Regions from separate parts of the Homo sapiens genome. Here region 2 is linked to region 1. Evidence: read pairs that join two places in POLR2A ChIA-PET (ENCODE). Cell type or tissue: K562. All regions are shown on one strand. Links, peaks and the distances in the headings refer to the core of each region. The heading gives the core; the rest is flanking DNA.

Region 1 (4,401 bases), core at 159-4,158:
TTTCTAACTAATGTTTAATAAATTAATGACTAGAAACCAGTGCCTCAGGCAGAAAATGATGGAGGAAAGCTGCCTCTGTTCACAAAAAAGCACCTCGTTTTTACTTCTTTGGTTACAAACCCTCAGTCCTTCCTCCCTGGCTTTAAGTATGTAGTTTAATAACTAATGGTATTTTTTTCCTTTTTATGTTCTAAACTTTTTATTATGGGTATTTCCAAACAATGTAAAAATAATAGTATAACTTCCACACACATATCACCTAGCAGAACAATTAGTAACATTTTGCCATGTCTCCTGTACATTTTGCTGAATTAACTTAATTTGAATCATAGATATCATGACATTTCACTCTTAAAAACTCAGAAAATGATGAACTTTCCTTACTCAATTACAACACCATTTTAACCTACAAATTAACAGTAATTTCTTTATTTCATCTTTGCTTAGTCTGAATCCTGTTGCCTCAATGTCCCAAGAATGTCTACTTAAAGTTGGTTTATTCAAATGAGGATTCAAGCCAGGTCCACACACTGTATTCGGTGTTGATGCTCCTCATTGACTGTACATCACTTATACTTTGGAACAGTGTTGTCTAGCCAGGTCCCAGGAATGCAGGTCTGGCAGGGTTCAGGGCACACCCAGGTTGAGACCCCCGAAAAGGGCCACTGGTTCGGAATGTTGGCTGCTCTGGGGACAAGCTGAGATGACCCAACTCTTTCTTCCTAAGCCCTTCCAAGGGTGGGGTTTAGCCTGATCTTCCACTTCCCTACCCCATTTGCCATGCTCTGACCACACTGACCTTCTAGCTCTTGTTGGCTGTACTGAAGACCTTTGAACAGTGGATTCACTGGGCCAGGTGAATATCGTAGGGTCTCCATAAGTCTGCATAGTCAGGTCTGCAGAGTGGTCAGAGACAGAGACTGCTTTTGGATGAGAAAGGTAAAAGGAAGGTTGTAAGGAAGTTTGAAGAATCTGTTCCATGGCATCAACTTGGCCAAGGGGATCTCTACTTTCTGCGCATTCACTATTAAAATGTAGAAAGAGTTCTCAAATTCACTCATCCTTGCTGACAAATCACAAGGAAATTTGAAAGCCCCTCAGATTTCTGTTTTCCAAAATTTCTTCTTTTTAGATGCAGCTCAGAGACTGATGTTAAGAAAAAGAAAAGAAAAGAAAAGAAAAAAGCCTTAGATTCCACACTGAAACTTGTAGACTCAACACAACAAAGAGTCTGTTACAAGGCAACATTAATCTTCTGTAGAATTTCACTAAATAATTTCCTACAGAGATCGCAGCAGTTCCTTCCACAATTTTCTGAGCAAATGTGTTGGAGCCACTTAAGCACAGTGCTTTCCTCATGACGGCAGAGCCCACAGACACTATTTACATGCACCAGTGCCATTTAGACCTTAGCTATAAATTACTGCATAAAGGTTAATAGAACTGAGCCGAGCTTTAGGAAAGACCTTATGCACAAAATTGCCTAATATATTGGTGGTTGATATAGAAATAAACATTGTGGCAGGGATAAAAAAGCAAAGTTCTTTGAATATCGGTGGAAATCCCTATCAATGGAATAGCAGGGCAGAGATGCTAATTCCTAAGGCTTTTTTTTTCAACAGCAGAAAATTCACTTTAAGGTCATTTGTTTCCGACTGCTCTTTTGGCCTTCAATTGATAACACAGTCCATTTAAAATGCCTGCTAGGCTGGGTATGGTGGCGCATGCCTGTAATCCCAGCACTTTGGGAGGCCAGCAGGCAGATCACCTGAGGTCAAGAGTCTGAGACCAGCCTGGGCAACATGGAGAAACCCCACCTCTACTAAAAATACAAAAATTATCTGGGCGTGGTGGCTTGTGCCTGTAATTCCAGCTACCAGGGAGGCTGAGGCACGAGAATCACTTGAACCTGGGAGGTGGAGGCTACAGTGAACTGAGATTGTGCCACTTGCACTCCCACCTGGGTGACAGAGCAAGACTCTGTCTCAAAAAAAATAGAATAAAATAAAGTACGTACTGAACTAGCTCCAAGGTTTTCCTTTGGTGTTAATAAGGTTACTTCCTGTAAGAGTGACGGTCAATAATGTTGGTCAAAGAAGCCCTCCACTTCCCAAATTTTATAAATGTCCAGTGACATCTTTAAGTGAAAAGAGGCAGACCTGCCTTATCTAATGGTTAAAATGGTTTTATTTTAGCAGTCTATGTGTATCAGTTATAGTTCCTATCTGCTTTTGAACAACTGCTGGGAACCTAAAACATTTTTAAGTCCATCATTTTAAAAGGAAACATGACAGGTACTTACTTGGCTTTAAAAATGAATTACAGCTGATTTTATAGTCACTGTGACCATTTCCATGGGAAAGCAAATGGATGAGATTGGTAGGTTAAGTTCTCCTTTTTTTTTTTTTTTTTTGAGTCTAGTCAAACTATGGATCAGAAGGTGTCCACCATATCCAGTTCCCAAACCTTACTGGTTAACTGGACTCACAGGCTTTTAGGAGATTATCACACGTCAGCACAGGAGACTCCAAGGGTGAGTAATGCTGAGCATCTGGCCTCTGGGTTTCGTCCCATAACTGTGAAAACAGTTGCAGTAATGCCCCCACCAATGCTTCCTTCCTCAACGCCCAAGTGTCCAGCTTCATGGGCTGGCAGGGTCAGTTTTCTCCTGCAACACATCCAAACTGAGCCCACGTATTCCATCTGTGCAAATGTGGGTTGTGCTGCAGGATGCAACAACCAGTGAGGCCTGGCAAGTTCCACAGGCATCACTTCACCTCCCGTTATTTTGTAGCATCCTGAAGAGTAGAATGCTGTTCAATAGCTCAGAGGAAGGCACTCCAGTAGGAAGCAGAGAATATAGTCTGAGGGGGAAAGAGTTTCTATAGAAGAATAATTACATATCTGTGCAGCAAGAGAACAACTGTGACTAACACCCCCACAGTCATGAAAGAAGCTCTGAGCTGGTCAAGACCTCAGGTTTCAATTTCATCCCTAAAAGAGTGCATGAGGACCTTTCTTGATTGCTTTTTTTAGACCAGAAAAACAGGCGCATTATAGATTGGAGGCAGAGGAACACTTAAGCCAACTTTGTTATTTTCCAAGGAATCCTTGAACCAGAGATAAGAACAAAAATGGCCGTACTGTGTCAGCTCTAAGTCGCTCAAAGCTAGGTCTGTCTCTGACAGGATTTAGTGTCTCAGGCCAGGGGAGAGCAAATTATCCAACAAAGGATTGATTTTCACCCCAAACATTTTGGTTTCCCAGAACTCATTTTGGATCTGGCATCCCTACATTTATCTGAAAAGTTTAAAGCTTTTAATATTTTCAGCTTCTGTTCTGTTAAAGGATAAAAAGGTCTTAAATTGCATAAAGCAGTTCCTTCCTCCCGTCTCTCTCTTTTTTTTCTTTCCTTGCTTCCTTCTTCCCCACTCTCTTCCTTTCTGTTTCCCTCCTCTCCATCATCCTAAAGCTCCCTCTTTCAAGTTTCAGAGAGGTGCTTCCTGATTCTGATAATCTGGGGTTTAGCAAAAAAAAAAAAAAAAAAAAAATCTCTGCTCCCTTCATGATATTGTGGATTTGATACATATCCTTTCTCAGCTTTTGTCTTTCCACATTTGTCCTACAAGCTGTGAAAACAGCAATCTCAAACCGCACTCACTCTGTCATTTTCTTTAACTATAGCCAGCATTGCTCTCTTTCTGCTTCCTAATTTATTTTCTCATACTACTCAATTTAGGATTTTATGATATGTTGTATTAGTTTTTTATTGCTGCTTTAACAAATTGTCACAAACTTTGTAGCTCAAAACAACACAAATTTATTATCTTGCAGTTCTGCAGGTCAGAAGTTGAACAGGGCTAAAATCCAGATGGCAGGATGGATGAGTTCCCTCTGGAAGCTCTAAAGAAGAATCTGTTTCCTTTCCTTTTCCGCCTTTTGGAGGTGGCCTGCCCTCCTTTGCTGAGGTCCCCTTCCTCCATCGTCAAAGCCAGCAATATAACCTCTTTATCCCACTCCCATAGTCGTTAGTCGTATCTCTTTCTCTAGCTCTCTTCCTCTGCCTCCCTCTTCCACTTTTAAGGATTCTTGTGATTAGAGTGGGCTCACTGGATAATCCAAGATAATCTCCTCATGTTAAGGTCAATGGATGTAGCAATTTTAACTGCATTTGCAACTTTAATTTCCCCTTTGCCATGTAACCTAACATATTCACAGTTCCTGGAACTAGGATGTGGGCATCTTTGCGGGGACGGAGTTGGGGAGGGAATTATTCTGCCTATCACACATATATATATACGTCTTTATAAAACTTCCCCCATTTTGATGTATGAAAATTTTGAGCCAAACAGACTATTGACTTCTTAAAGGCAAATCTGTGGCAAAATGTGTTGTTTTCTT
Region 2 (4,401 bases), core at 223-4,222, 480 kb before region 1:
GGTGTGGTGGCTCACGCCTGTAATCCCAGCACTTTGGGAGGCTGAGGCGGGTGGATCATCTGAGGTCAGGAGTTCGAGACCAGCCTGACCAACATGGAGAAACCCCATCTCTACTAAAAATACAAAATTAGCCAGGCATGGTGGTTCATGCCTGTAATTGCAGCTACTCGGGAGGCTGAGAAGAGAATCCCTTGAACCGAGGAGGCAGAGTTTGCAGTGAGCTGAGTTCGCGCCATTGCACTCCAGCCTGGGCAACAAGACAGAAACTCCATCTCAAAAAAATGAAATAAAATAAAATAAAAAATTAAAAAAAAAAAGAAAAGAAAATAGGGGCCCTTATGCTTTGTGAGCAGAAGAATGATAAGGACAGCCATTTGTTAGGGAGGTGGTGTGAGCTGTTGATTGAAGCCTACAGATCCTGGAGTCCTGTAATTGCCAGAAAACTTTGATAATCAAATCAGAGCTGAAGATAAGGTGGGAAAGGCCTGTGGCCAGGTTTTCTAAGTCAGTTTGTGTGCTGGGGAGACTTGAAACCACCGGATAGATTCATGTCTTCCTTGGAACATCAGATTCACTTGGGAGATTTTGGGGGAAAATACATATTGAAACAATATATATTATATATTGAAACAATATATAATATATATTGAAACTATATATTATATATTGAAACAATATATAATATATATTGAAACAGTATATAATATATATTGAAACAGTATATAATATATTGAAACAATATATATTATATATTGAAACAATATATTGTATATTGAAACAATATATTATGTATTGAAACAATATATTATGTATTGAAACAATATAATATGTATTGAAACAATATATAATATGTATTGAAACAATATATGTTATGTATTGAAACAATATATGTTATATATTGAAACAATATATGTTATATATTGAAACAATATATGTTATATATTGAAACAATATATGTTATATATTGAAACAATATATGTTATATATTGAAACAATATATGTTATATATTGAAACAATATATGTTATATATTGAAACAATATATGTTATATATTGAAACAATATATGTTATATATTGAAACAATATGTTATATATTGAAACAATATATGTTATATATTGAAACAATATACAAGGCTGTCTTCTGGCCTCACGGGGTAACTCAGTGAGCGATAATGAGTAAGAGGATCAGCTAAGGTATTCTTCATGGAATTGATGGGGAAGTTAAGGAGATTTAGGACATGTCACAGTGCTGAAGCTCAGGGGCTAGCACGGACTGGGGCAGCAGAGCCAGGAAATCTCCCTCTATTTTGTGTTGACTTTGTTTTTTGAGACGTAGTTTCACTCTAGTTGCCCAGACTGGAGTGTAATGGCTCAATCTTGGCTCACTGCAAGCTCTGCCTTCTGGGTTCAAGCAATTCTCCTACCTCAGCCTCCCGAGCAGCTGGGATTACAGGCATGTACCACCACGCCTGATTAATTTTTGTATTTTTAGTAGAGACAGGGTTTCTCCATGTTGGTCAGGCTGGTCTCGAATTCCTGACCTCAGGTAATCTGCCCACCTCGGCCTCCCAAAGTGCTGGGATTACAGGCATGAGCCACCGCACCTGGCCTGTGTTGACTTTTTTTACTACTGCCATCAAATCTGCAATCCACGTAAAGGAAAAAAAGAAAACTCTCGATTGTGGTGGTCACCTGTATAGTCCCCGCTATTTGGGAGGCTGAGGCAGGAGGTGAGGATGGGAGAATCACTTGAGCCTAGGAGTTGGAGGCTGCAGTGAGCTATGATTGTACCATTGCTCTCTAGCCTGAGTGACAGAGCAAGACCCTGTCTAAAAACAAAACAAAACAAAACAAAAAAACCCAAAATCTCACTCAACTATTGAACTATGGACATGTCATTTTAGAACAATACCCAAATGTCAATTTGTGCTATGGTAAAAGCTCCAGCTATTGTTGTATTGGTGAAATGGTGGTTTTTAGGCAATCAAAAATCTGTGTTACTTAAGATTTAAACTTGTGGACCTGAAGGGATTGTTAATGTAAACAGGCCTGGTCAAGCAGTCATACAGATGCTAATTTTTATTTTTTCCTGGGTTACTTAGAGAGGTTTAGAAGAAAATGGCTTGAGTGAAGTAGTTAAAATGAGAACAATTAGAGGTATAACAGATTGTAAGATATCATACTTATTTGCCCTTGTTTTTCTCAGAACTTCAAGCTTTCTGCTCCCAACCTCTACTATTATGAATTTTCACGATAGTATTACATGCATGTAAGGTAAACAATATAGCATCACGTAAAGTAAAAAGTGATCTCTTTTCTTTCTTTCTTCAGTATCCCTGTCCTCAGGATTAGTAGCTGATAACTATTGTGTATTTTTTATTTTTCTTTTTGAGATAGGGTCTCGCTCTGTCATCCAGGCTGGAGTGCAGTGGCACAATCATGGCTTACTGTAGCCTCGACATCGGGGGCTCAATTGATCCTCCCACCTTAGCCTCCTGAGTACCTGGGATTACAGGCACGTAACACTACTCCTGGCTAAGTTTTAAATTTCATGTAGAGACAGGGTCTTCCCATGCTGCCCAGGCTGGTTTTGAACTCCCAGGCTCAAGTGATACTCCTGCCTTAGCCTCCCAAAGTGCTGCAATTACAGGCATAAGCTACTTCACCAGTCCTGTTACATATTTTTAAAGGACACACTATGGGCCCCTAGGCAATTTCCCAGCCATTGGGAGACTCTGGAGATAACGGTAGACAAGATTCTAGGCCTCCTACATCTTTCTTTTAACAAACATTCATCCATTCAACAAATACTTGCGTACCTCTTTTATGCCAGGAATTGCTCAAGACATTGGGGTACCTCAATGCACAAAACTGACAATGTGTTCATAGCATATATCCTGTTCTGCAAGTCTGTTGCCTTCATCTGTACCTCTTTTTTTTTTTTTTTTTTTTCACTCTTGTTGCCCAGGCTGGGGTGCAATGGCGCAATCTTGGCTCACTGCAACCTCTGCCTCCTGGATTCAAGTGATTTTCCTGCCTCAGTCTCCTGAGTAGCTAGGACTACAGGCATGCACCACCACGCCTAGCTAATTTTTTTGTATTTTTAGTAGAGACAGGGTTTCGTCATATTGGCCAGGCTGGTCTTGAACTCCTGACCTCAGGTGATCTACCCACCTCTGCCTCCCAAAGTGCTGGGATTACAGGCATGAGCCACAGCACCCAGCCAGCTGTACCTCTTAGACATCACTGCATTTTATTTTATTTATTTTTTAGAGACAGGATCTCACTATGTTGTCCAGGCTGCTTTTGAACTTCGGGCCTCAAGTGATCCTTCCACCTTGGGCTCCTGAGTAGCTGGGATTACAGCCACATGCCACCACACCTGGCTCATCCCATGTTAGTCCAAAATGGACCCAACTCATTCTGTTCTTTTTTTTTTTTTCTCGAGATGGAGTCTCGCTTTGTTGCCCAGGCTGGAGTACAGTGGCGCGATCTCGGCTCACTGCAACCTCCACCTCCTGTGTTCAAGTGATTCTCCTGCCTCAGCCTCCGAAGTAGCTGGGACTACAGATGCGTGCCACCACACCCAGCTAATTTTTTGTATTTTTAGTAGAGATGGGGTTTCACCATGTTAGGCAGGATGGTCTCGATCTCCTGACTTCCTAATCTGCCCACCTCGGCCTCCCAAAGTGCTGGGATTACAGGCATGAGCCACCGCACCCGGCCAACTCATTCTTTTCAAAAGTTTGTCCATTGTATGAATGTATCATAATTTATGTAATCCCCTATACTGTACATTTATACTTGTGGCCTATTTTTTTGCTATTATAAATGTATTAACACAGAGACATTTTTATGTTGTCAGCAGTTAATATGACAATCCTGCCTCTTGGGCAGAAATAATCTGGTCTGATAAACCCTGCCTGTGGAGCAGATGCCAACCTCTGGGGCTGGATTTTCAAGACTGGCCACCTGATTTTCTGAATAATAAGGGTTTGGAGGGGCCTCAGGGTGGGTCAGAGGAGAGCTGGAGGCTGAAAAGGCAGATCTTTAGAGGATTTTCCAGGGAAATGCCACTGAGAGATGTGATGTCCCACCTGTGTTTCTGCCTACCTCGGCACAGCTGCAAAAATCCCTGCATCCTCACTGTGACTGGGTTCCTGGTGGAATCCCCTGAAGGGGTGAGGTTGCGTGTTGAGGTTGGTGCAAGGTGGAACCCCAGTCAGTCTGCAGCCACATCCTGGGTTCCATAAACAATGTTTATGTGCTTTTGGTCACCAGGATGGATTTATTGCCTTAGGGCAAATTCTCAGAAGTGAAATTTCTGGTTCTTATATAGGTTGCCAAATCACACTCTTTCGGCAATTTGCAATAAATTACACTTTTATTAATAGTGATTAA

Evidence for each region. ChIA-PET counts read pairs that join two places held together with the same protein. Peaks named below come from ENCODE experiments on the same cell type or tissue, not always from the same donor. Only the 100,000 strongest peaks of a DNase experiment are listed, where the experiment ranks them.
Region 2: POLR2A ChIA-PET joins it to region 1 with 5 read pairs; 2 of 35 experiments call an interaction of 5 or more read pairs at or near these places.

The regions. Positions count from the first base shown.
Region 1 is chr14:34,002,012-34,006,412 of GRCh38, reverse strand. All of the region lies in intron 5 of LOC102724945 (a long non-coding RNA gene), which reads left to right. Among named protein-coding and RNA genes, the nearest start is that of EGLN3-AS1, 36 kb to the left of the region's middle. In K562, for the core only: no CTCF peak of the experiment used is centred there; a DNase peak (open chromatin) is centred at 2,612.
Region 2 is chr14:34,480,989-34,485,389 of GRCh38, reverse strand. No RefSeq gene overlaps it. Among named protein-coding and RNA genes, the nearest start is that of SPTSSA, 21 kb to the right of the region's middle. In K562, for the core only: no CTCF peak of the experiment used is centred there; no DNase peak of the experiment used is centred there.